Regions from separate parts of the Homo sapiens genome. Here region 1 is linked to region 2. Evidence: read pairs that join two places in POLR2A ChIA-PET (ENCODE). Cell type or tissue: B cell. All regions are shown on one strand. Region 1 overlaps RIT1 (Ras like without CAAX 1). Region 2 overlaps ARHGEF2 (Rho/Rac guanine nucleotide exchange factor 2).

Region 1 (2,500 bases), 54 kb before region 2:
TCACAATAATCCAATGAAGTAGGCATTATTACCTCCATTTTACAGCTAAAGAAAATTCAACTTGAAAATATTAATGTCTTCTCTAAATTAGTTAATTAGTGACAGAATGAGGATTAAAATCCAAGATTGCTGAACTGAAAAGCATTATTAACCATGTGTTATACTTCCTCCTCAATACTACAAAAAAGGAAAAAAATATATAATTCACTATTTTTTTTTTTTTTGAGACAGGCTCTCACTCTATCACCCAGACTGGAGTGCAGTGGCATGATCTCGGCTCACCACAACTTCTGCCTCCCAGGCTCAAGGGATTCTCCTGCCTCAGCCTCCTGAGTAGCTGGGATTACAGGCACATGCCACTATTGCCCGGCTAATTTTTGTATTTTTAGTATAGACAGGGTTTCACCATGTTGGCCAGGCTGGTCTTGAACGCCTGACCTCAAATGATCCACCTGCCTCAGCCTCCCAAAGTGTTGGGATTACAGGCGTGAGCCACTGCACCCGGTCTAACTGACTATTTTCTAAATAATCCACAGTTTCGTAATTTCTCTTTTCTGAAAGCAAATTTCTTTATGCATATTACTATAGTAACCTTGGAAAATATAGAAAACTAAAAAGAAAAAAAAAGCCACGCAATATTTCATTCACTTAACAACTGCTGCTTACATCTCAATGTATTTCCTTTTAACATTTTTTCTTGAATTCCTGCTTCTGTCTCTTCCTCAAAGATGAAGAGCTCATTAAATCAATGCTTCTCAATTATTCATTAGGATTAGTGAGTTGTGAAATCTACTTAATGGGCCGGGACCAGCATTAAAATAAACAAGCAGAAACCTAAATAAAAATAGAAAATACCAGGCCAGGCACAGTGGTTCATGCCTGTAATCCCAGCACTTTGGGAGGCTGAGGCGGGTGGATCACCTGAGGTCAGGAGTTCAAGACCAGCCTGGCTAATGTGGTGAAACCCCATCTCTACTAAAAATACAAAAATTATCTGGATGTGGTCACAGGCGCCTGTAATCCCAGCTACTTGGGAGGCTGAGGCAGGAGAATCGCTTGAACTGGGAGGTGGAGGTTGCAGTGAGCCAAGATTGTGCCACTGGACTCTAGCCTGGGCAACAGGAGTGAAATTCTCCGTCTCAAAAAAAAAAAAAAAAAAAAAAGAAAAAAAGAAAAAAAAAGAAAGAAAATACCAGAGTGGGTGAGGTACAGTGGCTCTCACGCCTGTAATCTCAGTGCTTTGGGAGGTCCAGGTGGGAGGATCACTTGCGCTCAGGAGTTTGAGACCAGCCTGGGCAATAGAGCGAGACCTCATCTCTACTAAAAATCCAAAAATATTAGCTGGGCTTAGTGGCCTACGCCTGCAGTCCCAGGTATTTGGTAGGGTGAGGCGGGAGGATCACCTGAACCCAGGAGGTCCAGGCTGCAGTGAGCCAAGATCACAACACTGCACTCCAGCATGGGCAACAGAGTGAGACCCTGTCTCAAAAAAAAAGAAAAGAAAAGAAAATATCAGAGTGCACCAGATGTAGTGAGGTAAAGTTTCATAATATTTTAGCTACACATACACATGCGCTTGTGTATATAATTTATATATACATATGCACACATTCATATGCTTTTTTTTTTTTTTTTTGAGGCAAAGTCTCACTCTGTCGCTCAGGGCGGAGTGCAGTGGTGCAATCTCGGCTCACTGCAACCTCTGCCTTCTGGGTTCAAGGAATTCTCCCACCTCAGCTTCCTGAGTAGCTGGGATTACAGGCATGCAGCAGTAACACGCCCAGCTAATTTTTGTATTTTCAGTAGAGATGGGGTTTTACCATGTTGGCCAGGCTGGTCTTGAACTCCTGACCTCAGGTGCCTTGGCCTCCTAAAGTGCTTCGATTACAGGATTGCAGGCTCAGGATTACAGGCGTAAGCCTCCGCACCCGGCCTTGTATGCTTTTATATCTCTACCAGTTACAATGTAAAGTTTTTCTGAGTTTACAGCCAGAGCTTGAAATCAAATGCACTAAATTAGAAACTCAAGAACAGAAACCTCATCTTTTTGATCACCACTGTACCCTGAGGGTAAGCAGTGCTTGGCACATAATAGAAACTCAGAAGACATAAGTATTTGCTGTTGAATCAGATAATATTGCCAGGAGAGTAGTTAACTGGAGGAAAATTGATTAAAACAGATAACTTGGCCGGATGCGGTGGCTCACGCCTGTAATCCCAGCACTTTGGGAGGCCGAGGCGGACGGATCACAAGGTCAGGAGATCGAGACCATCCTGGCTAACACGGTGAAACCCCGTCTCTACTAAAAATACAAAAAATTAGCCAGGCGAGGTGGCGGGTGCCTGTAGTCCCAGCTACGCTGGAGCCTGAGGCAGGAGAATGGCATGAACCCCGGGGGGGCGGAGCCTGCAGTGAGCCGAGATCATGCCACTGCACTCTAGCCTGGGCGACAGTGAGACTCCATCTAAAAAAAAAAAACAAAAAAAAAAATACAGATAA
Region 2 (2,500 bases):
CTCCTGCCTCAGCCTCCTGAGCAGCTGGGATTAAGGAGCACGCCACAACACCTGGCTAATTTTTTGCATTTTTGTAGAGACGGGGTTTCACCACGTTGGCCAGGCTGGTCTCTAACTCCTGACCTCAAGTAATCTGCCTGCCTTGGCCTGCCGAAGTGCTGGGATTACAGGCATCAGCCACTGCGCCTGGCCTATTTTTTATTTTTTGGGACCAAGTATCGCTCTGTCGCCCTGGCTGGAGGGCAGTGGTGTGATCTCTGCTCACTGTGACCTCTGCCTCCTGAGTTCAAGCGATTCTCATGCCTCAGCCTCCCAAGTAGCTGTGGCTACAGGTGAATGCTGCCATGCCTGGCTAATTTTTGTATTTTTAGTAGAGATGGGGTTTCACCATCTTGGCCAGGCTGGTCTCGAATTCCGGACCTCAGGCGATCTGCCTGCCTGATTCAGCCTCCCAAAGTGCTGAGATTATAGGGATGAGCCACCGTGCCCAGCCTGGACCACATTTTTTAGCCTTTAAATTCCATTTCTAATATCTAACTAAGGAAGACCTTTACGGCTATCTGACCTAAATTCTCCCTGTCCTGGCATATTCCCACTTCTAATTTTGAGCTTGGTAGGGAGGGAGAAAGTTTCCTTCCTCTCGCAGAGGACTGAAAGACCATCCCTCACCCACCCATCTCCTTCAACCCCAGCAGGCCCCTGCTTCAATTTCTTTCTCTGCTTCACACTCCAAGCTCTCAGATCCTATGGGGTCAGCACTCCAAGACTGAGGGAGGAAACAAAGATCAATTCCATAAAACTTGGATGTCACAATCAAGAAAACAGAGGGCGAGGCATAGTGGCTCACATTTACAATCCCAGCACTTTGGGAGGCTGAGGCAGGAGAATCACTTGAGGCCAGGAGTCTGAGCAAGACTAGCCTAGGCAACATAGCAAGATCTTATCTCTACAAAAAATTTAAAAATGTGCTGGGTGTGGTGGTGCAGGTCTGTAGTCCCAGTTACTCAGGAGTCTAAGGCAGAAGGATCACTTGAGCCCAGGAGTTTGAGTTACAGTGAGCTATGACTGCACCACTGCACCCCAGCCTGAGCAGCAAAGCGAGACCCTGTTTCTAAAAAAAAAAAAAAAGAGAGAGAAAACATACACTCCTCCTTTGCCCTTGGGGATTTTACTAAACTGTGGGCACACAGAAGGGGAGGGCTTTTGCTAAATGCTTCAGAAATAACACTCTCCAGCCTTGCTATTTTTAATCCCCCATGGTTTATATTCTTAGCTGCTGCGTGGGAGAGATGGGAAGGAGAGAAAGGGATAAAGGAAAGAGGCTGGTGAAGACTGACAATATCCAAACCCAGGGAGCAGGGATTTCATGACACAGGTACAGAGGCTCAGGCAGGCTTTGGCCTCAGGTATCACAGTTTCCTATTGTCCCTCACATCTCATCCCCAAAGCCAAGGCCTGCTATTCTCTTGCTTTGATTTAGGTGAGAAAGACTTTGCCAGTGCAGACAAATTCTGGAAAGAGAGCCTGGGAAAGTGTGCCCTGGCCCCTGATCTGCTCCCTCTGCCCTGCTGTCTCTTCTCCTCCCTGCCTGTCCTTCACCGGCTCAGTCCCCTCCTCTGGGCCTCCTCTGGCTGCGCTCCCCAAAGCTCTTGCTTACTCCCATCCCTGGTAGCTGGGATTCCAGCTGGGGGAATCAACTGATCCTGTCCTCCAGTCTGAGAGCTTCTTTGTCTTCCTCAGTAAAACTAGTAGCTCTCTAGGCATGCAAGGACCAAAGAAATTATAAAATACTGATAGGGAAGGCCCTGTATGGTCCATAAAGTTAACTGCAGAATTCAGGCTTTTCTGCCACAGAGATCCTATTTTTCTCTCCCACTGAGTCTCACTGTTGTATGGGCTGCATAAAGGGAGGTTGATTCTTTTTTTTTTTTTTTTTTGAGATGGAGTCTTGCTGTGTCACCCAGGCTAGAGTGCAGTGGTGCAATCTGGGCTCACTGCAAGCTCCGCCTCCTGGGTTCACGCCATTCTCCTGCCTCAGCCTCCTGAGTAGCTGGGACTATAGGCGCCCACCACCACGCCCGGCGAATTTTTTGTATTTTCAGTAGAGACAGGGTTTCACTGTGTTAGCCAGGATGGTCTCAATCTCCTGACCTCGTGATCCGCCCGCCTCGGCCTCCCTAAGTGCTGGGATTACAGGCGTTGAGCCACTGCACCCGGCCAAGAGAGGTTGATTCTAAGACCTGCAGGCATCTCCCACTCTCCATCTGACTTTGAATTCCTGCCTAGTCTGCCGAGCAGGTCTGACCTTTGAAGCGCCCCGTCGCTGTCTTCCAGAGCAGGCAGCCATCGTGGATGAGTTTGCGCCTCAGAAGTTCCTCTCGGCCAAAGGGGCCCTTGCCAGGCACTGGGGTTTGGGCCCGAGGGTCCATGCGGTTGTAGATCTCCTGCAGACGGGCCCCTTTCTCCAGCTGATAAATACCCTCGTCCACATTGGACAGCA

The links. Peaks named below come from ENCODE experiments on the same cell type or tissue, not always from the same donor. Only the 100,000 strongest peaks of a DNase experiment are listed, where the experiment ranks them.
Region 1: POLR2A ChIA-PET joins it to region 2 with 5 read pairs; 15 of 35 experiments call an interaction of 5 or more read pairs at or near these places.

Annotation. Positions count from the first base shown.
Region 1 is chr1:155,905,622-155,908,121 of GRCh38, forward strand. The region is part of intron 3 of RIT1 (Ras like without CAAX 1); the gene reads right to left. Among named protein-coding and RNA genes, the nearest start is that of RIT1, 4.5 kb to the right of the region's middle. In B cell, no CTCF peak of the experiment used is centred here; no DNase peak of the experiment used is centred here.
Region 2 is chr1:155,959,356-155,961,855 of GRCh38, forward strand. ARHGEF2 (Rho/Rac guanine nucleotide exchange factor 2) reads right to left here. Exons shown (of 22, transcript NM_001162383.2): 11 at 2,306-2,500. Among named protein-coding and RNA genes, the nearest start is that of MIR6738, 9.3 kb to the left of the region's middle. RefSeq lists an enhancer at 2,167-2,500. In B cell, no CTCF peak of the experiment used is centred here; a DNase peak (open chromatin) is centred at 1,146; H3K4me3 peaks cover 382 bases; H3K27ac peaks cover 2,485 bases.